Linked DNA regions of Homo sapiens: region 2 is linked to region 1. Evidence: read pairs that join two places in POLR2A ChIA-PET (ENCODE). Cell type or tissue: A673. All regions are shown on one strand. Each heading gives the region's core, and the rest is flanking DNA. Links, peaks and the distances in the headings are about the cores only. Region 1 overlaps ASTN2 (astrotactin 2). Region 2 overlaps PAPPA (pappalysin 1).

What was found. Peaks named below come from ENCODE experiments on the same cell type or tissue, not always from the same donor. Only the 100,000 strongest peaks of a DNase experiment are listed, where the experiment ranks them.
Region 2: POLR2A ChIA-PET joins it to region 1 with 10 read pairs; 4 of 35 experiments call an interaction of 5 or more read pairs at or near these places.

What each region holds. Positions count from the first base shown.
Region 1 is chr9:116,464,002-116,480,516 of GRCh38, reverse strand. The region is part of intron 20 of ASTN2 (astrotactin 2); the gene reads left to right. Among named protein-coding and RNA genes, the nearest start is that of ASTN2-AS1, 32 kb to the left of the region's middle. RefSeq lists enhancers at 8,510-9,100, 9,101-9,692, 15,151-15,295 and a cis regulatory region at 15,214-15,231. In A673, for the core only: no CTCF peak of the experiment used is centred there; a DNase peak (open chromatin) is centred at 9,006; H3K27ac peaks cover 1,767 bases.
Region 2 is chr9:116,268,475-116,276,474 of GRCh38, reverse strand. PAPPA (pappalysin 1) reads right to left here. Exons shown (of 22, transcript NM_002581.5): 9 at 5,059-5,150. Among named protein-coding and RNA genes, the nearest start is that of PAPPA-AS2, 91 kb to the left of the region's middle. RefSeq lists an enhancer at 3,690-4,354. In A673, for the core only: no CTCF peak of the experiment used is centred there; DNase peaks (open chromatin) are centred at 584 and 7,034; H3K27ac peaks cover 1,540 bases.

The sequences.
Region 1 (16,515 bases), core at 4,880-12,879:
TGCCTTGTTCATCCTCTATCCCTGGTACCTAGAACAGTAACTGACACTAATTAAGAATCCAATAAATCTTTGTCGAATTATTTGAACAAATTTTCAAGTCAATGTGGAAATTCTGTAGACACTGACTTCTCCCCTTCACTCATGTAAAATTTCCTACTCACTTTCTCACCAAATATTCAGGAGACACCCACTATGTGCCAGGCTGTGGTCCAGTACTGTATCTCTACATCTGTCTCTAGGTTTCTATGTTTCTATTTCTATCTTTCTCTGTCTGCTTTCCTCTCTTGGCTCCCTCCTTCTTTCCACTTCCCTCTCTCCCTCCTTCCCTTCCTTTCCCTTCCTCCCTTCCTTCCTTCCTTTCCCACTTCCTCCCTTTCTTCCTTCCTTCTTTCCTTCCTTCCTTTCTTCACCCATCCTTCCTTCCTTGCTTCCCTCCCTCTCTCTCTTTTTCTTTCTTTCTTATAAACCTTATTTAATCTAATCCTCACAACAACTCTGTAAGGTAGTTGCTACTATTCTCACCTAACAGATAAGGCAACTAAGGCACAGAGAGGTTAGGTAACTTGACTACCGCCACAAAGCTAGTAAGTAGAGGCAGATTTCCAACCAGTTTATCTCCACTGCCTGAACTGAAAATTGCCACACCGAATTATGAGAAGAGTTGGGCATATAGAAATGACAGGGGTCAGAGTGGAAGCTGTGGGCAGGGATCTTTTATACAAAGATCCATGCCCAAATGGGTTAGAAACAATATGGAAAACACACTTTTAGTTGTCACACAAAAGCTACATGGCTACCATTGAATTTCAAACTTTGTCCCTTCCCCGCAGTCCTCACAGCACTACACACACAATTGTATGTGGGGTCTGCATGAGGACCCCTGCTCCTCCCTAGGGATGGACTCCCATTGTCATTTGTGCGATGCCCTTGATTTCCCAGCTCTCATCTGCCGAGCTGTTTCCCAGCACTGTCAGACTCCCATGTGTCTCAGCAAGCAAGTCCAGGCTCCTGGCCCAACAATCCTATTCCAAAAGCCCAGGGGGCTGAGAGCCTTGGATGGAGCATTGCTGGCCTGTCCACCACCCTCAGGACACCACCTCTCCTGGGCACAGCCTGGGAAGCACATCACAGAGGCAGCCAGGGCCACCACCATGGATACTATAATTATATATTAGATGAAATCCCAATGTTTCCCTTTATTTACATTCCTACCCTACCCTCTTCATTTCCTTTCTTCATGCCAAAAATCAGCACAGAATTTACTGGAAACAGCATGAAAGTCATCAGGAGCCCTCCAGGGCTTGCTTTCAAAAGTGCTTGTCCAGATGATAGGAGGTGAGATTGCTGAGGGTCATCCTGTCTCTGGCCCTTAGCAGCTATGGGGCCTTTGGCAAGTGGCTTCCACTTTGGAGGTCTTCGTTTCTCCATTTGTAGAAGAGGGTTTGAAAGGGGCCATCTCAAATGAACTTTTCATGAATTCAGAGGCTGTGCATTTCCCTTTTTTTTTTTTTTTTTTTTTTTTTTTGAGGCACAGTCTCCTTCTGTCGCCCAGACTGGAGTGCAGTAGTGCAATCTCAGCTCACTGCAACCTCTGCCTCCCGGGTTCAAGCGGTTCTTCTGCTTCAGCCCCCTGAGTAGCTGGGACTACAGGCACGTGCCACTGTGCCCAGCTAATTTTTGTATTTTTAGTAGAGATGGGGTTTCACCATATTGGCCAGGCTGGTTCGAACTCCTGACCTCGTGATCCACCTGTCTTGGCCTCCCAAAGTGCTGGGATTACATGTGTGAGCCACTGCGCCCAGCCTGAGGCTGTGCATTTCAAAAGATGATGGGGGCAAGAAGACAGACACCAGCCCCTGGCAACTGGGGAGGCAAGGGTCTAGTCCAGGTGAAAGAATTTCATTCAGCTTAAGGTCAGATATTTCTGCTTTCTCTTAGCATCAGTGACCCAACCTGCTCAGTGGGCCTGTCAGGCCACATCCTAGATAGGACCCTGAAGGGACTTTCAGCTCCTATGAGAAGGGAGCAAAGAGGAAACCTTCCATGCTGACCAGAGGCCTGAGCTGCAGCCCAGGGTTTATCCAGGACACACCAGGGAAAGAATCCAGGAGAGGCTTGATAGGGTTCTTGTGCTGCTCTGTTCTGGCTTTTTCTTCCCATTGTGAACTTTTCTTTCCTTATTTCATTTTATTCCTCCTTTCCTCCCTCCATTCTTCATTTTCTTCCCTGGCTCTCTTCCTTCCTTCCTTCCTTCCTTCCTTCCCTCCCTCCCTCCCTCCCTCCCCCCTTACTCCCCCACTACCCCTCCCTTTCCTTCTTTCCTTCCTTCCTTTCTCCCTCCCCTTCCCTCCTCCTTCCCTTCCTTCCTGTATCCCTCCCTCCCTTCCTTTCTCCCTCCCTACCCCCTCCCTCTCTTTCTTCCTGTTTCCCTGCTTCCTCTCCCATATTTGTAACATCTCTCCTTTGCTTTCTCCTTTTGTTCTTTTTTTAACTGTTTCTGCCTGGCCTTTTATTTCCCCCTCTGCCCTCTGTTTCTTCTCTTTTCTTTCTTGTTCTCTCTTTCTTGGTCATGGACACTACTTCCCTCTCCGTGTCACCCTGGCTTCCTGTCCATCTCTCTCTGTCTTTTTCTTTTCTTTCATTTTTTTTTTTTTTCTTTTTTGATTAGGGATCTCACTGTGTTGCCCAGGCTGGTCTTGAACTTCTGAGCTCAAGCCATCCACCTGCCTTGGTCTCCCAAAGTACTGGGATTACAGGCGTGAGCCACCGTGCCTGGCCTGTCTCTGTCTTTTTGTGTCTGTATGTACCTCTCTTCTACTTGCTCTCTCTGTGTCTCTACCCCTGTCTCTTTCTCCTTTTCTTATCACTTCTCAGTCCCTCTCTTGCTCAGCCCTAGGGTCGCTCTTCTTTTATCCTCCTGTGCATTTTTCTCTCCACTTTCCTCCTCCGACACCCAAACAGCCCACACCAGCCTAAGTACAAGGATTTCTGCCTATTATCTGATTCTGGGCTGAATGGCAATTTAGGTGTGGCCAAGGGTCTCGGAGCTCAGTAGGGACGGGGGTGACTGATGTCCCCAAACTCGAGTGGAATGTGAACTTCCCTTGGCTGTGGTGTCCAGTCCTAATTGGTTAGGGGATGGGGGCAAGTACGGCAGCCTGGCGACTCAATTCCATCTAACATCAGGTCGTACTGACCTCTCCAAAGTGCACAGTTGGGGCCTGGGAGAGGGGAATAGCTGTCCTCAAGCCAGAAGCAAATACAGCCGTGCATCCCAAGCCAAGAGAGACTCGTAGAGGAAAAATAACGCTGTTTTTCAGCCGACAGACAGTGAGGCTCCTAAAACCTGCTGGGGACTCTCAAGCAGGCTGTTTCTTTCCTCACACTGCGTCAAGATTCCATCCAGGAATGGGACACCAGCCAGGGTTCCAGAGGGACAGGGCACAGACTGCTCATGTGACCTTGTGGAGTGGGGAGGGGGTGGGAGCTGAGGCTGCGCTGGAGGGCTAAGCCTTGAATACTGAGCAGAGGAGCTGGGCTTTCTCCTGCAGGCGGAGGGGAGCTGGGCTTTCTCCTGCAGGCAGAGGGGAGCCAGGAAGGGCACTGGAGGAGGGACAGGATGTATCTTAACCTGTGTTTTGTGGTGACAACCCTGACCATGGTTTGGAGAACAGGCTGAGTTGAGTTGAGAGCCAGGAGGGCCATTTGATATTGATAAAAGGGGGAAGGATGGAGTCCACACACATTTGGGGACCAGCGAGTGTTGCTCTGATTAGCGAATGTGCTGGGCCAAAATGGAACAGCACAGTCTCAGGAAACATCTGGAAACAGATTTTTCATAACTTACTGCAGTGCACAGTGTTCAAGAAAAGCGCATATTTGTTGACTGTCTAGGAGGTGCCTCACAGTAAGGTAGGCACTTGTGCTGCAGAACTAACCAAACCAAAGTATTTGCCCTCATGGAGCTCATATTCATGGTGATGAATACAGAGAAAGGACCAGGCTGTTACCTGACACTGCATATCATGCTCCAGGGACCGTGGGGACACCAAGGAAGAGCCACTAGCCCAGCCAGGGGAACCCTCCGCTGCAAGTCTTCTGAGGAAGTGAGAGGATGGATTGCAGTGGGTTGAACAGTGTCCTTGAAAAATTCACATCTACCTGAAACCTTGGGATGGGGCTTTATTTGGAAATCATCTTTGCAGATGTATTTACTTAAGGATCAAGATGAGGTAATACTGGATTAAGTTAATTCCTTAATTCAGTGACTGATGCCGCTCTGAGAAGACAGAGCAAAGAAGGCATGTGAAGACAGAGGCTGAGATTAGAGTGATGCCGCCTCAAGCCAAGGAACACCTCGGGCCATCCGAAGCTGAGAGTGGCAAGGAAGGATTCTTTCCAAGAGCCTTCAGAGGAAGCATGGCCCTGCGGATGCCATGATTTCACACGTCTAGCCTCTAGAACTCTGAGAGAGTACACTTCTGTTGTTTTAAGCCACCAAATTTGTGGTGCCCTTTTAATGGTAGCCCTAAGAAACTAATATGAGGGAAAAGAGGATTTGGGACAGAGGACAGACTGTGAGCAGGCTGGGGGACGAGAGACAACGCTGCAGCAGAGAGTGTAACTGGAATGTGGAAGGCCAGGGAAAGTAGGAGATTTGGGGCTATGGAGGCAGGCGAGGACCTCATCATCCAAGTTGGGCTCCATGAGGAGTATGGGGAAGCTTCCAGGGAGTTGGTGGGATGAATGAGCTTCATTGCTGCAGGAAAGAGTTGACTTGCAAGGGGAAGGCCAAGCATCTGAACAATGCCTAGAGGAGAGGAAGCAGGTCCCCGAGGCCCTTGAAATGATGACCATGAAGAACGCTTGAGTGACCTTGAATGTTTATTCAAGTTAAGAAAAGACACAAAAGGGTGCACCCAATGTCTTCAACCCTCTGTAGAGCTGCACAGGGGTACAGGGCACAGATGTGTTCACTGTGACTCCAGAGAGCAGGACAGTGGTACAAGGCTATAAGGCAGATTGATTTTGGATCACTACAGGAAATGTTCTATTACTGGCCTTCAGTGGGCTGGAAGTCTCGGTGGGCAGTGAGAGCCCCATGCTCAGGGCAGCAGGGAGCTGTTAGGGATGAGGCAAACTCTAAGCCATGCTTTGTAAGGAGGAACTTGCCAGTGATGGCAATGAGTCATTGTGGCCAGATGCTTGATAATAGGGAGGAGTGAGGACTGCAGTAAATTAGGCATGGCACAGAGAATACTTAGTTCCAGCTGCTGGTTACCATTTGAGACTGCTGATTTGGTGTTAATACATCTTCCAAGCCAGAAATCTAGATGTTTATGTGAAACCTCCTAATTATTACATGCTGGCAACCAATTTAAAATTGGCCAAATAAACCAATTTTGTAGGTAACAACCAGCAGATCATTAATTTGGGAACTCTTATCTAGGCCACTTCTCTCAGTGTATAGATGAGGAAGCTGAGACCCCAAGAGACTCTGGCATCATAGTCAAGGCAGAGCCAGGAATGATACATGGGAATCCTGACTTCTGACTTCTGTCTTTTACCAGTAGGCTGTGACCATCACTTTCTACTTTAGGGTTCCTTGTCAGGAACAAAGTACCCAGTTAGTTCAACATAGGGAGAGGCTTCTGGAGTGGGATCACAAGCCCCACCTAGGCTGCATGCCCAGCTTTGCTGTCCATCCACCTGGGGCCTTGGGCAAAGAACTTCATTTTTCTGATCCTCAGTTTCTTTTTCATTGCAATGAGGGGCTCAGATAGAGAAGTTCATTTCTACTCTGATCATTTAAGACTCTAGGAATGAAACCAGGCTAGAGGCCAGGCTTCCTAACTTTTCCCTGCTCTCATTATCTTGGCTGTGGGTCCATCACTGCACATGAAGGGGCTGCCTTCCCCCTATGCCCATCTCCATCTGTGAAGGAGGTTGTGAGCAGTCTTGAGTCATCACTGGAAAGGTGTTAGTGGACTGCAGGGATTACCATTAATGATGTGTAGAGAGTCAGAGGTGAGACGGAATCCAGACTTCTGGCATTTTTCTTGCTGCTCTGTTCTCCTTTCCTCCAAAGACAGACCCCCATCCACCAACAACCCTATTCCACTTTCATATTTGAATCACAGGATAGTGAGACTGCAAACACCACTGATCTAAACCCTCTCTCTTTATGGGAAAAACTAAAGCCCAGGGAGGAGATAGGGCTTGACCCAGGTCACCCAGACAGGCAGAGCAGAGCTGGGCTGAACCAGGACTCTTCACCTCCGTTATAGCCTACCTGCTGCTCTCTGGTACTAGATTCAAGCACCCATCTGCCCCGATCCTCTTGGGTATCTGAGAGTCTACGAGCATGGGGTCTTGAGTCAGACTATTCTAGGGTCATTTCAAATCTCAGACAGTTTCTGGCTGTACAAGATGCTTATTTCTCCTGGGTCTCAATTTCTATATCTGTACAGTGAGGGTATTGCCATTTTCCATGTTAGAATTTTGTTGTGAAACAAATACACATGCAGAGCTCCCAAGCATAGGGTGTCCAGAACAATATTAAACACATACCAAGTACATATAAGATCTTTCTTGAGTAGGTCTTTTTTTTTTTTTGAGATAGAGTCTTGCTCTGTTGCCCAGACTAGAGTGCAGTGGTGCGATCTCAGCCCACTGCAACCTCCGCTTCCTGGGTTCAAGCGATTCTCCTGCCTCAGCCTCCCGAGTAGCTGGGTTACAGGTGCCCACCAACACGCCCAGCTAATTTTTGTATTTTTAGTAGAGACGGCATTTTGCCATGTTGGCCCAGCTGGGCTGGTCTCGAACTCCTGACGTCAGGTGATCCGTCTGCCTTGGCCTCCCAAAGTGCTGGGATTACAGGCATGAGCCACCACACCTGGCCTTGAATAGGTCTTTATCTGCCAACTGAAATGATGACCTTGAAGGGGACTCATGCTTGGCTAATTGTCCTGCCCACTGTGCAGTTACTCACGTTTTTCTGTTCCTGAGCATTTCCCAGAAGCCCTTTGGACATGGGATCTGGCTAGTTTGGATTGTTTTCCCCCATCATCTGACGTAACAAGAGATGCCTTTCCTCCCTCTCTTTTTATTCTACTATTCCTTGAACCTATAATGTTTCTCTTTATCATAAAGAATGAAAACTGTCTGTAATCTAAGAGTAGAATAGGTTTTAGAAACCATGGTTTAGTTACCTGTAAATCCATAACATATGGCCTGGCACTTAGTAGGTACTTAATTTAGCAAACATCAAAGATCGATAATAGGTATTACAGGTTGAATGAATGAAGACAGTCTGTCATGTATGCAGTGTAGCTATCAGCCAAGAACATGGTTCCTGCCTCCCAGTCGTTGTCATCATGTACCATTTATCAAACTCTATTACATGCCATTCATTATGCAAAGTCTTTTGGTCCACTAACTCTTTGAACCTTAATAATATGGTACCCTCTAAGGTAGATACTATCCCTATTTTACAGGCAAGGAAACTAAGATGGGAAGGCTTAATGGTTTGCCCAAGGTCATCTTATTAGTAAATGGCAGAACCATGATTCTTTTTTTTTTTTTTTTTCCAAGACAGAGTCTCGCTCTGTTGCCCAGGCTGGAGTGCAGTGGCACAATCTCAGCTCACTGCAAACTCCACCTCCCGGGTTCAAGCGATTCTCCTGCCTCAGCCTCCTGAGTAGCTGGAATTACAGGTGTGCCCCCTCCGCCGCCGCCACCACCAACATGGCTATTTTTTTTTTTTTTGTATTTTTAGTAGAGACTGGGTTTTGCTATGTCGGCCAGGCTGGTCTTGAACTCCTGACCTCAAATGATCTGCCTGCCTCAGCCTCCCAAGGTGCTGGGATTACAGGTATGAGCTACCACGCCTGGCCAGAACCATGATTCTAACACAAGCTATCTAGCTCCAAAATCTGCACTTGTGTATTCTTATGCACTTCTCTCTTAGGCAGTGACCAAGCTGCAATTCAAAGTCTTATGGCTGAGACTGAAAGAGCTTTGCCCAGTGTTAGGGACAAACTTTTAAGCAGCTAATCATATTGGGGGTAGAAGGTGATTTGCCCCATAATAAAGGCATGCGAGTTCTGAGGAGGCTGTGATCTCTAACAGCTAGTGTGCCTTTGGGGAGGTGCCTTTGAGCTAGGTCTGGAAGAATGGATAGCATTGAACACTTAGAACTGGGGAAGTTATTGCATCACAGGCAGAAGGAATAGCTGAAATGAAGGCAGGGAGGTAGGATATTGAAGGGACCACATATGGGGTACAACAGAGATTCAGGGCAGTTGAAATGTACAGTATATGAGGTTGGAGAGGCAGGACTTGCAAGGCCTCATAACGTGTGCTAAGGAGGAGCAGTGATAAGGCCACAGTTGGGTTATAGAAAGATCTTCGTGGTGTATAAGTTAGAATAGAGGAGACTGCAGGTAGGGAGACTAGCTCGGGGTCTGGCTGAATGAATCTGGAATTAGAACCATGCAGGGGGCTGGAAAGGAGGAGACAGACGATGGAGGTCATGGCATGTGGGGCTGTTGCACTCGCGGGTTTTGTTGGGAATCTATCAAAGCACAACCAGTAAGCCAGCCTTAGTGAGAAGACAGAGCCCAAGGTTTGAAATGTAAAAATCTGGTTTCAAATTCTGACTCCCTCAGTTCTTAGCTGGGTAGCCTTTGAAAAATTGCCTAACCTTGGAGACCAAGCCTCTTCCTGCATCCAAAAAGTGAGAGTAATAAATTCTTCTTCAGAGTGTATGTGTGAAATTAAAACCAAATATTCCATATGTCCATTTCTGGCACCTAGTAGGCCCTTTATTCCTAAGAATTTCCTGCTGTCCTTTCCATTTGCTTCACTCTTATTGCAGTAAGCATTCATATGAATTCCCCCCTCCCTCCACCCCCTTTACTGCCCAACTTCCTTCTCTGTCCCTCTTTCCCCGGGATGCCAGAAATGAAATAACATTCTTCGCGTGTTTGTTCTAAAGCTCCTGGCAGCCTTCCCAAAGACCCCTGGCTGGGTCAGGACTGATTTGCATTAGCATGTGTGAGGCCAGCCTGAAGGGGAGGGAGAGGCCCTGTTTTCAGGGAGTTTCAGGAGGCACCCCTGCCAGAAAAAGAAGTTACTATTTCTTTCTGGGAAACATTCACAGATTAAAACAAGCAAGAAAGGCCGGGAAGCTGTCTCGCTTGTGGAGAGGTTGTGTGTGGGTGAGCTGCCTATCTGACTCTCACGACTGGATCCAACTCCTCTCACCCTTATCGCAGGCCTGTCCCCAGAAATCTCTCCTCCAAAGAGTGTAGTAACTTAACACCATTACATAGATCTTTCTTAATCATATCTATAGCCTGTAACAGGGGGAAGAGAGAGAGCAAAGGGGCAAAGAAGACACTCAGAAGCTACAGGATAAGTAAACAGCAATTTTGCTGGCTTCTACACAGATATTAAATCAATTTAAAAAATCATTTTAAAAAAGAAAAAGGAGAGGAAACCCCAGAGATTTTTCATTTGTTTGTTTTTGCTTTAGTCTTGTTAATTTTTGAACAATACATCGTCTTAGAGTTATAACTTTCTTCCAGGAATCTCAATACCCTTGTCCCAATGTAGGTAACCAATGGCAGGCCAAGGAGAGTACCCACCATAAAGCATTGGCATTATGAAATATGCCATTTTTAGAGGCAAGAATCATGCCATTTACAGAGAGGACAAATGAGTTCTGGGTGCTTTATTGGACTTTATTTAACTTCCCATAATTTCCCTTATTCATCTTCACTCCACAATATGAATATGCTTTCTTCAGGTAGGACTTTTGCCTTCTCTTCAGTGAAGAGTGTTCATGTAAATACTTTGGAGTGCAAATAAAAGAATCAATGATATGAATGGCTATTATATAAAGAGTGCTTTCAATATACCAGGCACCATTCTAAATAATTTCTGTAAGTTAATCCATCCACCCTTCTCAATGAGACAGTGTTTTTTTATTATCACTATTTTGCAGATGAGAAAACCAAAGCCCAAAGAAGTCAAAAAAATTTACCAAAAGCCATGCCACAAGTCAGTAGCAGAGCCAGGATGTGAACTCAGACAGTTTGTCTCTAGAGTCTAACTTCCTAGTTATTAACTGATCCAGCATCCCCAGAAGTCACATTAGCATTTAAGGAGCCTAGCTCACACCACAGCATGCGCTCTTCCCCTTCACAGGGCCTCAGAACACGCCGAATCTTTTCCCTGGGTTAACACTATTCATCCTTCAGTGTTCAGCCTAAATCTTTTTATTTTTTTTATTTTTTATTTTTATTTTTGATATGGTGTCTCGCTCTGTCACCCAGGCTGGAGTGCAGTGGTGTGATCTTGGCTCACTGCAACCTCTGCCTCCCCAGTTCAAGCAATTCTCCTGGCTCAGCCTCCTGAGTAGCTGGGATTACAGGTGCCCACCACCATGCCCAGCTAATTTTTGTATTTTTAGTAGAGGCGGGTTTTGCCATGTTGGTCAGGCTGGTCTCGAACTCCTGACCTCAGGTGATCCTGCCACCTCGGCCTCCTAAAGTGCTGTGATTACAGACGTGAGCCACCGTGCCCAGCCTCAGCCTAAATCTACATCCTCAGAATGGCATCCCCAGAACCCATAATCTAAATTATGTACCTCACCTCCTTTCTTTATTGCAATTATCAAACATTACAATACAGATTTATGTGTGTATTAACGTTCCCTGTTAGACTTGACAGTTTATGGGGTATAGTGTTTGTTTTATCTGTGTACACTCAATTGCACAAACACAGAGACACTCAATAAGTATGTATTGTATACATAAGTGAATATATGCAATATCACATTTTAGCATAGCTAGAATTATTAGGCAGATACTTTTCCCCTCTCACTTTAGAGATGAAGAAATGAAGGCTCATGAAGGTTCAATAAATTGGCCAAAGTCACTGAGGGAATAAGTGGCAGAACTAGCATTTGAAAGCAGGTCTTTTCTGACCGACCTCAGAGCTCAGGCTCTGACCCGCTGAACTATATTCCCTCCTGCTGAGCTTTATAAGGGGCACAGGGGAATGAGGCAGGGTTTGCCCTAAAAAGTTCTCTATTCTGCTGGGAGGAGCCAGTTGTATACATAAACCACTATACCACAAGCCAATTGAAATTGGTGAACTGGTTCTATGACGTCATATAGATCATGGACTATGGAAAAAAAAAACCACTTGAGAGAGCAAGGAAGTTTTTAGCAGCCAGGATGACTTCCTTCTGCCTTTATTTATCCAACACACATTTATTCTCTAAGGGTATGTTTAAATGTGACACCCTCCCTATTAACATTTAACGTTTGTTTATTCTATTAGTTTTTGAGTACCTTTTTCTCTGTACAACTCAGCACTACATTCTTGGAACCCAGAGATGAACGAGACATTGTCTCTGCTTCCATGGAACTCACGATGAAATGTGGTCAATGATATGAGAGTTCAGACGAGAGAATGCCTTTCAGCCCAGTGAAAGCTGCCTAGAAAGGATGACATTTTATTTAAGTTTTAAAGAATGATCAGAATTACTAAGATGCAGATACCAAGAAAAGGAAACATGATTTTCCAAGAAGAGGAGGTCATATGTGCAAAGTTACTGAGAAGCAAGGCAACATGGCACATTTGCAACCCCTACTCAAGTTATTATGGTGCAAAGGAACAAATTCGGATGATGAAAGAAGTTGGTAGAGCTCAAATCATAAGGGACTATTTTGCCAACCTAAGGAGTGTGGACTTTATCTTGAAAGTAAAGAGAGCTATTAAGGGTCATGAGCCGGCTGCTCAGTTGACATTGTCAGATTTGCTCTTTAGGAAGATCACTCTGGCTAATACACTAGCAACAGATTAGAGGTGTGACAAAACTATAGGAAGTAATTTGGGAAGCTGTTCCCAAAGCCTGGATGAGAGCCAGTGAGGGCTAGTGTAGGCAAGAGTTGGAAGAAAGAAGGGAGATTAAAATCTTCAGTGTCAGATTAACAGAGGGTGAGAGATGAGCCACAGACAATTCCTCTGTGTACATGAGCATCCTTCCTGATGCTGGTTGGTAAGAACTCTACTCCAATTCCTTGCCTCTTAGGTGGGCCCAAGGTAGAGTAGTACTGGTGACAACCAGGAAACTTTCTCCTAACACGTCCTATGTACTATAACTGTCCTGTGGAGGATAAACAATAAGTAAGCCTATTTGAGTTGGCAAAAGTCCCCATTTCTTCCTTACTAATTTTTATAGGTAATTAGCTCTCATCTCTTTCTGAAAAAGGAAAGAAAGCCTTTGGGAGTGCCACTAGTATATGAGAGGCTAGCAGGGTTGAAAGAAGAATGAGTTGTGGTTTCTTTCCCCAGAAACCTCACATTCCAGTGGGGATAACAGCAAGTAAAGTATTGATAATGATAGTGTCATTCACGGCTTCATGTCCTCAGTACTGACACTCAGAGGAATGAGAAGCTAGTCCTTTCTGAACAGGTATGGGTCTTTCCCAGAGCCTGGAAATTTGGTTCTGCACCAGGTAGAAAGAGACCTAGCCAACGTTGTGTGGCCAGGCAGTGACAGAGGTTTTGTTTGCTCATCACTAGGCTGAGCTGCAGAGCCAATCGTAGGAGCAAACTTCATTCTGGGAAAAGAGTTCACTACAGTCCTGCTAATGATAACAACTACCTACCCTACCATTTCTTGAATATTTAGAAATGTGCCAGATATTAAGTTTAATGTGTGATTTAAAAACATTATCTTGTTTAATCATCACAACAACTTTATAAAGGATATTTACATGAGTTTAGACTCTTGGAGGCAACGGACAGAAACTCAAATGAAAGTTGTTAAGGAAAATAGAATGTATCTGCTTATATAACTGGGAAGTCTAACAGTGTGCTGACTTCAGCCCCAGCTGAATCCAGGAGTTCAAATGACGTCGTAAGATTCTGTCTCGGCCGGGTGCAGTGGCTTACGCCTGTAATCCGAGCACTTTGGGAGGCTGAGGCAGGCGGATCACGAGGTCAAGAGATTGAGACCATCCTGGCCAACATGGTGAAACCTTGTCTCTATTAAAAATACAAAAATTAGCTGGAAGTGGTGGCGTGCGCCTGTAGTCCCAGCTACTTGGGAGGCTGAAGCAGGAGAATTGCTTGAACCCGGGAGGGGGAGGTTGCAGTGAGCCAAGATCGCACCACTGCACTCCAGCCTGGTGACAGAGCGAGACTCTGTCTCAAAAGAAGAAAAAAAAGGACTCTCTCTCTCTCTATCTCTTTCCTCAAGTTTGCTGTGTGCTGGCTGCATTCTAAAGTGAGTTTTCCTTATGAGGGGTATGAAGATGGAACCTAGCAACTGTAGACTTTGATAGTCCTTCATGCTTTTAATCTCAGAAAGAAAGAAACACACCAAACCCCTTTTCCAGCACCCCTATCAATCCTCAAGAAGGGACTCTTGCTGCCTTGCTTGGCTGATGTCACCACTCCTCTGGTGAGAGGCAGGAACATGAGAGGAACAGTCCCACCCAAACCACATTGAGAACTGCAGAAATAGTTCGTCAGTGGCTATAGGTACCATGCTTCCAAAAGAAGGCGTAACAATGTCTGGGTAAGGAAAACAAACAAAACTGATAGCAAAAAATGTTATTCTCAGAGTCTTATTATCCCCATTCTACAGATGAGAAAACAGAAGCCCCACAAATCATGGGTTATGGAGAAAAAAAAGCTTGGGAGAACAAGGAAGTTTTTAGCACCAGGCATGACCTCCTCCTGCCTTTATTTACCTAACACATATTTATTCTCTAAGGGTATGCTCAAATGTGACATCCTCCCTATTAACACTGGGCAGAAGCACAAAGCCGGGTCCATATCTAGGTCATTCTGATGCCAAAACTCTGGACCTGAACTTCTGCCCTGCATTGCCTCATCTTACACTGGATGTTCTGTCTGAGGAAGGTGTGGGAAGGTAGAAAACCCTACTTGGAGGCAGCAACCAAATTTATGAAAAGAGAATAGGTGAGGAAGGTCACAGAGAGAATGGGCTGGTAGGAATTGTGAAGCAGGCTGCTGTAAGGAACTGCCTAGAAGTTCCAGCCTCATATCTAGCCTTTGAGAAACGTTTGCTGAGCCAATGACGTCAAGACTCATTGTTGCAGAGCAGAGATAAGAGAAGGTGGCTGGACTGGCCAAGAAGCTAGAGATCTGAAGTGCCTTAATGCTGTCTTAGTCCTTGGACCAATGCAAACCTCACAGAGATTTTTCTGCAAGAGGGGGAACAGTTTTGTCTTCAAAGTCAAGGTGAATGCAGCATAAGGAGCCCTGGACCAGCAGTTGATTAAGTACCAGCTCTATCACTCTTCCACTATGCGTCCTTGATTCAAAAGCCCGCTTCCCACCCTCCCCGCAAACAGCAAGTTCACTGAATGTAAAATGTGGGCAATAAACCCTGCTTTGTCTTGCTTTCAAGGTTATTTGTGCAATACGCTTTGCAAAGTATAAATTGATAGGTGTCAGGGATGTGTTCATTTGTTTTAATCATGAATACTGAAATAAAATAAAGTATGGAGAAAGTACAATAAGCCACCACGTGTCATTATTCAGGATTACTGCATGTCAGTACTGTCACATTTGCTTCAGAGCTCTTTATTTTCTCCTAAAGGAAATTAAAGACACACTTGAAGACTACTCATCAAGTAGCCTTCTCAGCCCCATTCTGCCCCTCCCATCTCGCCTAAAACACAGCCACTCTCCTGAATCTGCATTAGTCTAATCCGCAGAGCAAAGTGGGTTTGTGTTTGTTTGCTTGCTTACTTTTAAATTTGCGCCATGATCCTTAGTTTCATATGTAAGCAAATGGAAACTGCAGCTGCTTCCAGCTGACAACTTGCAGCTTGTATTGTTATTATTTATTATTAATAGTAATTTAATTTCTGTATAACGATATGTTCAAAACCAAGTCACAAAAAGTACCACTGGATGTTATCTCTCTCCTGGGAACTCTTCCCCCCTTTTATGTCAATCAATACCTGTAAGAAAATAAATATTTTAATAATGTGTTCTTCTAATCTTGTGCTTACGCAAAGCCTTACGTCTCTGAGAGCTTGTCCAGCCGTGGCGAGGTCTTATCAGGGCCGGATGCCCCAACCGTACCCAGCCAGCCAGTTGCTCCCATTCTGGTAACTCAAGGTTTCTAAGGCTGATGTGTCCAGTCGACCAGAAAGGCTTATCTTCATGGGGCAAAGGGAGCCGGTTGGTGGCTGGGGCTCTGAGATATTAGACAAAGGCTGCACAGGGTCGCCTGAGTTCAAAGCAACAATCAAACCTGCTGGCTGTAGTGAAAAGGGACAGCATGATAGAGAGTATGCAGCCTTCGTGGTGGAGGCAGACAGACTTGGATTTTAAACTTGTGCTCTGCCACATCTCAGGCAGGTGTGCTAAGGGTATGCTCAAATGTGACATCCTCCCTATTAACATTAGGCAGAAGCACAGAGCCGGGTCCATATCTAGGTCATTCCCTCCATAACGACTACAGGGAAAGACCTGCAGTGACCTGCTCTGAGCCTCTTCATATAGTCTGCAACAGTTGGGTTGAAGAGGCACCTTCTTTGCAAGTTTCTTAGGAAAATAGACATCAGGCATATCGCACCCATTGTGCCTCACACTTACTTATCAGTGAGTGGTTGATGGGAAGAAATGGTAAGTTGATCCCTATAGGCAAGTAGAGACCCCAGCAGTGTGTCCCAGAGAGCAAGCTTCAAAGCAGTAAGAGATGGGAAACAAACAAAAAACAGAAACAAAATTGCCCAGTACAAAGGCTCTCTGGAGACTCAACTGGCACACAGAACTCAATATGTTAGTCATGCAGTTTCTCATATTCTACCCCCACTCCCATATATGCAACATGCACACAGCTACATGAATACTCAATACTCAGGGATATGCTTCAGCACAAACATCCATACATGAATGGACCACATAACTGCTCTCAAGGAAGATAATTATAACCAACATATTGAATGCTGTGGGCCAGTCACTCTGCTAAGCCTTTACTAGTATTTTACAATGATTCCAGGACACTAGTAACATCAATATCTATGCATTACCATTGATGGAAGTGAGTCCTAGAGAGATGATGCTATTGTGTTCAAATCACAATTAGTGAATAGCAAACAAATAATCCTCACAAAAATCTATATGACTTAGAAAACCAAGTGCATAACTCTGTGCTGCATTGCCACTTCACATACATGGGTGCCACACTTACCCATCCTCCCATATTATTACCAGGCTTAGGGATACACAGCCTCAGACATACAGATATATATATATATTTGTTTATATAGCTATACATTATGACATTTGTCATAATGTCCACACACTGACAAATATACATTCAACCATTAATTTGTTTACTTATTCAACATATCTTTAATACTCCTCTGCTATGTGTCAGATTCTGGCTATATAGAGACAGAAATGGCTGAGAATGGTGGCTGGCACCTTTAATCTCAGCACTTTGGGAGG
Region 2 (8,000 bases), core at 1-8,000, 200 kb after region 1:
TAAGCTGCAGCCAGGAGGCCTCTAGATCTAAACTGGGAACTGGACCCAACTATGCTGAAGAATACAGGGTGGAAAGTCAAAACAGAGCATGAGGGCTTCTCCACAGCTGCATCTCCTGTAATGCACTAGATTCCATCTCAGAAGGTAACACATTTCCAGCACCAGCTAAAGATATATTACACAGTATAACCCCTTTTGGGGACCCTTCACATTTTGTCTGACTAATTTGACTATTATCCCACCTCCTTCAGCTTTTATCAGCAGCCTGTCTGTAGTTTATGACTCAATGCTTTAGAGACAGAATTCCCAATGCTGTGAACAATGCCTGCAGCCAGTGCCTGTTGGGGAGAGTTATCATTTTACTGATACCACATTTTTTCACTGAAACCTCAGGCCTGGTGTATGTTATATTTTTAAAAGAGGGGAAAAAAAGACAAGATAACTTCCACATTGCAAAGGGATGAAGCCTGCCTTGCCTGAGAGGTCATGTGGGTGGTGTTCATTTTAACAAGCAACTTATTATGTGCTGGGGGATGAGGGCACCAGGGGTGGGAAATTGAGAACGGGAAGTCCCCAGGGTGTTGCATAATAACACACTGGCACCTTGGGAATACTTCCGGATGTGTGGGCTTCTGAAAAGTGAATGGGAATGTCACCATAAATCTGTCACCCACCCTAACGCTGGTGTTACTAAGCCAGAGAAAACATCAGCCCTTCTAAATTGAAGCAGGAGAAGGACAAGAAGGTAGAAGAGGTGGAGGAAGAGAAGGAGAAAAAGGAGAAGAATATGAGGCAGAAGAAGGAGTGAAGGAAGAAGAGGAGGAGGAGAGGAAAAAGGGGGAAGAGGAAGGGGTGAAGAGAAAAGAAGAACAAAGAAAGAACAGTGGAAGGAAGAAAGTCATTCAAATGGAGAGGCAGAGTGGCAGAGTAGAAAAAGCCAGGTTCTCTACTCAGACTGGAGAGAGGATCATACCTCTGTGTGCTGTGTGACCTGGTGCAAGTTAAGATGTCATAAGAGACCTCAGATCTCACATACGGAAACAAGAGACGACCCGTAGTTCACAGAAAACAAAGATGCGTATGAAGAACCTATCACCTAGTGGGTATCCATAAATGGTGGTTGTTGCTGGTATCCTGTGCCCGCAACATTCCACACAAACACACATAGAGAAAAGTAATAGCTAATGTGCATCTGTGCATCAAGCACATCCAACTTGCTAGAAATGGGGTTAAATCTCACATTATCTTATGGCAATAATTTTCAGTCAAGATTCTGAGTGACAGTCAACAAAAACCAACTTTGGATAACTTAAGCAAAACAAACAAGCAAAATTTGTTCAAAGAATATTGGTTACGTATGGAACACTCTCTGGAGAGCCAGGCTTGCGTGCTCTGAAGCTCAATTCCAAGCCCAAGATTAGGTCCCAGAACTAGTTTAGTGAGGGGATCCAGAGCTGGTGCTGTGCATAGCTAGCTCAGCTTTGATGCTAGATGCCTTCCCTGGTACTTAGGAGGCTGGTATGGATGTGGCTACTCCCACCATCCTCAGCAAAATGGTGTCTACAGTATCCCTAAGTCTAATCACTACTAGCTTCCAATTCAAAGTCTTGGGTTGGTGTGTCTGACTGGAGGGCAGAGGGAAAGCCTAGGTTGTATATACCCACACTCAAGCTACCCAGAAGACGGGGAGAAGGAGATGCTTGGATAATCAACTTCTATACTAAGCGTTGGGCTCTTCCTTATTAGAATAATTATCTCCTAAGTCTAAGAAGGAAATTCTGATAGAAAGTATCCAAAAATATTGGTCAATATCTTCCACTGTTGGGTTCTAGGGCTTTTACCATTTTCTACATGAGAACACTGAGGCTTAGCCAAAGTTACACATCTAAGTCATGGTATGCCTGATCTCCTGACTGTTATCTTGACCACTGTCTTAACAAATGCAATCATGGGAACAATGTCAACCTCAGCACAGCCTCCCACACTTGTCTCTCTTCTCTGACTCATTAAAGATTGGTCTGCTGGGAGTAAAGATTCACTGTCTATTTTTCAGCTGTTCCTTTCGGAGGAAGATAGTTTTCTAGACTTCAGCTACACGATTTGTCCTTGGAATGTAGTCCCTGGGAGCTGGGATCTCTGGGATGCCTGTATCTCTGTGAGTGTCTATAATGAGATTTTAAGTGGCCAGTGAAGGGCGTAGCTGAAGGCTTTCCTGTAATACAAATTCCACTGAACATACAGGGGTAACAGAGAGCCTTCCCTAGACACTGTCCACAACACTGATGGTTTTGTATTCCATTCCATTAATTTGTGATACGACTTGTTTTGCAATGTTTTTTTTTCATTCACCCTGAAAGCCTGCAAGACCAGGAGCTATCTTTTTTTTTTTTGCAGGTAGCTTACCACAGTGAGCTCTGGAGTCAGGCTCTCTGGGTTTAAATTCCAGCTCCACCATTTAACTGTGTATCCTTAGATCATCACCCCATACCTCAATTTCCTCTTTTGAAAGAGCAGTTCAGTAAAAGAGTTGTTACGAGAATAAGAGTTTATAAATGTGCTTGGTATATAAGAAGTATTAAGCAAATATCACCATCAGCAGCAGAACACAGAATCTGGTAGAGAACAACAGTCTATAAAATGAATCTAGGAGGATCTCAGTCTCATCCTCTTGGAAACTCCCTCATCTTTTTTATTTTATTTTGAGACAGGGTCTCGCTCTGTCACCCAGGCTGGAATGCAATGGCATGATCTCGGCTCACTGCAACCTCCGTCTCCTGGGTTCAAGTGATTCTCCTGCTTCAGCCTCCAGAGTAGCTGGGATTATGGGTGCCCGCCACCACTCCCAGCTACACTGTATGTTTAAAATTCAGTTTTTTGTTAACAAGAAATGGTGAACCACATTATAATTTTCACCTACTCTCTGCACCTGGCTCCAGTAAACAAGCATATAAAATATCCCAAATTCATGGAACAAGGGTTGATAAACTTCACAGGTAAAATACCAGATAATAAATATTTTAGTTTCTTTGGGTCATAGAATCTCTGCTGTCATCACTGAACTCTCATTGTAGCATGAAAGCAGCCACAGTCAATATGCAAATGAGTGTGACTGTGTTCCAATAAATCTTTATTTACAATTACAGGGGGCAGGCTGGCTATGGCCTATGGACCATAGTTTGCAGACCCCTTCCATGGATGAGGAGCTTCTACCTATTAGAGATGTCCTTATTTTTCCTGATCATTGCATAGCTCTAAATCAACACAGCAGATGAATGTCAAGGCTCAAGCATCTCTTTCAGGGTACCATATCCTACCTTCACCCCATCCTACTTTCTTTCCAGAAGCACATAAATTACATGCCACATTAGTGCAAGTCAAACAGGCAGATATTTTTCAGCATGGTCTGGGACTAGTGTTGGTTGCCATAAGGATGACGACAAAGGTAAGAGTTTGGCTCAGGTAGAGTTCACAATTAGAAGGAATTCAGTCACCCACCTCAAAAAATCACACAACAGAAGTGCAGGTAAGGCTCTTAAGTTAAGAGTTAGGACCACTTAACCCAATCATTTAAAAATTTACAGTAGGTAAACTGAGGCCAAGACTAGGGAAGCCACTTGGCCAGCTTTATGTAAGTTCTCAGCACAGTTGGTACTAGAACCTGGTTTTCCTAATTTTAATCCAAAGTTCTTTCCACCACATCACTAGGCTAATATCAAGCTTTTACTAGGGACCGGACCATATTCAAATCAACAGAGGAGAGAAAATTTTTTGGCAATTTAAAACCCAAGGCCCTGCCTAGAAACTCCCATGTCTTTTCTCCTGGGGCATCTACCTATCTTCCAACCATAAATATTTACAGAGCACTTCTATTGTGTTGCTCAACCCCTACTGGGTGCCAAGAAGATAGTAGGTGCTCAACAAATGCGTGTTGAGAATTGAATAAGAGACACATGGTATATGGTCTTCACCATCACGGAGCTCACAATCTACTGGGAGAAAGAATGTCTAAATGCACCCCTGTAATGCACTGCAGATGCGAGGATGCAATGCTATCTTTTCCTCTTTAGTCCTAGAAAATTGCCTGTCAGTGAGAAATCTTCCCACGAAGGTTTTCATCCGCTTGTAACTGCCCCTTCTCTCTTCAGATAGAGCACCTCTGTCTTTTGTACTTGCAAATGAATTGTGATTAGTTTTCACCTCCAGCCCAGGGGATTAGCTGGGGGACCTTTGATCTTCAGGTATCGATTTGCATCTTAAAGGAAGTATGATCTCATCTGGACCAGCTCAAAATTCCACCCCTGCCCCTCCCAACCCCTGTCTGTTTACCAGCCCGGGGCTGACCAGGGCCTCCCAAGTGGGGCTGAAACAACAAGATCAGCCAGACTCCAAGAGAAGGCAGAGGAAAACAAATTTCCCAAATGACTCGGTGAAGGTGGGAAAAGGACATTTGCTTTCTAAACACAGGCTGGTCTGCTATTCCTCCTTCCTCAGATCAGAGAGACTGCCCAAGGTTCTGAGTCTGCAGAGGGGACCTTGGTGGTTCCTGCATCACGGCTGGAGGTTGCAAAGCAAAATGAGTTGAGCACGTGCTTGAGAATCAGACAAAATCAGGTTCAAGTCCTGATTCTGTCTTTAATCACTTTTGACCTGTATAACTCTGGACAACTTTTGAAATTTTTCTGGCGTTTGATTTTTTCTTATCTCTGAAGTAGGAATAAAAGCCTTAAAACATCTCCAGTAATACCCATCCTGGACAGTTAGTGTGAAGAAAAGCAGGGATGTTTGTAAGGTAAAGCTTGATCAAAAGAAGTTACCCGTCATTGGCATCATCTATGAGAGCTTAAGCTCTTGAGGGATTGCTTTGTTTGTTTGTTTTTTCACTGCTGTATTTCCCGATATTGAAAACAGTGCCTGGCATGTAGGAGGCACTCAATAAACAGGTGTAATACAAAGGAGTGAATCATCATTTAGTCATAACTATTGTTGGCATTATCATTGACCAACCATTCTGCACCGTTCATTTCTTCATGAAGGCCACAAGAAATGAAAAAGACGTACCAATACAATTGAAGGAGACTTCTTGTCGGCAGAAAAGGGAGCAGCCATCACCATTGATCTTATTCATGTCGTCGCATTGTTCACCTTGGTCTCTGCAGAGCAGATATGGAAGAGAAATTTGCCAATTTAGTCTTAAAACCATGGCTGGACATGGAAAAGTCCCTCCCTGGGCCATGAACCTTCAGTGAGACCTTGCACAAATCCCTTTCTCTGTCTGAGTCTCTGCTTCTTCATCTTCAAAATGAGATTTCTAAAAGGTATGGATTTATAAGATACTTTCACATTTGCCTTGCTTTGTGTTTCTGATGACAAAGTAGAAGTCCTGATTCCAACTCATTCTCTGAGATCTCAAGTCAGTTAAGTCAGATGGGAGTAAGACATGGAAGAACTAATGAACAAATAAATGGTCTTGCTCCCACAGTGTCTAGGAAGTCTCACAGACATTTCCTTGTCTCTGATCTTAAAAAAAGCATATTTGAAGGAAAATGTAGAGATTCTGGTCCTTCACCACTCCCTGCCTTGATATCCTTCTTATTCCCCCAATATACTTAAAGGTAACTTTTTTTTTTTCATTCATGCATTCAAGTTTAGTCATCCTTCCATTGGAAAGTTTTGCTTTCTCCATCGGGTGTGTCATTTGTTGGTGTCAAGAACTCCAAGGGCTGCGAGACTACACTGTTATGAAATACTAATGCCCCCTTTGTTTTTGTTGGAATTATTTCCACCACCTAAGGATGATTTTGCAAAGGGTTGGGATGGGCAGAAAATGAGCAATGATCTTTGAATTGGGCTTAGGTGATGAGAAGGAGGAACAACACCTGAAAGTCTGGATGGGTTACTGCTTTCTGGAAAACGGTCATCCTTTAAAAAACAAAACACTTGGGTTTAGAACCCCATGTCTCAAACTAACTGTATAATCTTGACAAAGTCACTTGACCTCTTGATCTGATATTTCTGTGATGATTTACATTTAAATTAATTGAAATGAATTATAATTAAAATTCCAATCCTCAGTCATAGTAGCCACATTTCAAGTATTCAGGAACCACATGTAGCTAGTGGCTACTGTAATGGACAGCACAGAACACATTTCCATCATTGCAGAAAAATCCATTGAACAGTGCTCCTGTGGATGCTGAACTTCAGTTTTCTCATGTGCTAAAATGGAGATAATTAGTCCTATGCCTCTGAGTAGCTTAAAGTGGTTGGCACAGTGGGTGACACATAGAAGATGCTCAAGGAATCACAGTCCCCATTCCCACTTTGCGTTGGGAGGTCTCTGCAGAGTGTGTGACAGCTGTCCCTCCCTCCCCAGAGACCAGCTGGGACCTGTCACAGCATGGAAGAGGCCTTAGACTTTTCCTTTCACCCAGGCAATTAACACTGGGCAATGTTTGTTGCTTTTAAGAGGTGTCAGAGTAGCAGGATAATGCCTTGCAATCAATCCTTAAGATGGCTAGGGCATTGAATTGATCTCCAAGGAGCCACCCAAGTCCTCTCCTGTCTGCACACCTATGAGCAAAGAAGAAGTTTGTATTTTTAGCTGGTCTCAGCATTGTCTGGCAGTGGGTCTTGCTTGCTGGAAATTGCCGATGACCTTGTGCTTCTAAGCTAATGCATAGGTTGTTTTGGAAAAGACTTTAAAAACAAAAAAATACCTGGGCTGGTTCCCTAAGCCACAAAGCTTACTTTCAACCTCCCTTCCATCGCCACCCAAACAGTGTTCTACTGGTTTAAACAAAATATTCGGGTCACTACAAATATCTTCTAGGCATGACAGATCTATCATTAGATAAAGAAGTTCTGCGAAACCTTATTTGACCTCTGGGGCTGGAGCGGGTGGCCATCTTTCTCTGTGTCCACAGACATCTTGCTCCATCTATCACAGCACTTGTCAAACTGACTGCCTTTGCCTGTTACTTGAGAGCCCCTTATAAGAGGCTGTAATTTGCCAAAGGAAGTGACAGAGTCTTCATCATCCTAGCACCCCAGTTTCTGGCACAGTGCCTAGGATATAACAGACAGCATGCAGCCACTCCTTTACTTGTTAGTTTTGCAGAGTTGTCACATCACACAACAATGCAATGGGGAATCCAGATGAGAATCTGGGCCCTCTGTTCATGTATTGGTTCTACATCTTACCAGATGTGGAAGCTTGAGAAAACCTCTGTAATCTCTTTGTGTATTCATTGTTTATCCGTAAAGTATTATAATAAGACCTATCTCACATGGCTGTTGGGTGGGAGAACTCAAGGAGACAATAATGTAGCACAGTGCTTCATGCACAGTAGAGACTCAAGAAGTGTGTATAAATATTATTGTCATTATCAAAACGTTCATCCATTGCCTTCACCTTTACCCGATCTATCAAATGTAGAACCTGTTGCTATGGATCATTTAAGACAGCACTCATCCATTAAGGGCCTCACTGAGTGCTGAGTCTATCCATATTTCTTCATAAATTATTTTACAGACAGAGCAAATTAACTTGCATCATTCCATGAAAAATCGTATTAGCTAAGATGATATCCCTTCTTTTCCCCAAAGTTTTCCTTCCCCCCTACCCCCCCACCCCTACTTAGGGAAACATCCATAAGCTAAATTTAGTTTTCTACAAAGTATATCAACAAATATTTGATATCTACAGGTAACTGAACATGTGTTTGATGTTTATGAAAGATACTAATTCTAGGTAAAAATACTAAAAAAAAACTGTATTAAGTATACTATTTAAAATTAATAATAATTATGATACTAATAGTTTTAGATCAGCAAGAATGATATCATTTGCAGTGTTTAACCAATTCATCTATATCTGTTTCCACCATGAGCTGAGATGAGCTGTAGATGAGGCTCCAAATCTGATGACTTAAAAAAAAAATTGGGCTAAATTAGAAATTCCCAAATCACAATTATGAGTTATCACCAGTGACTGCAAATGT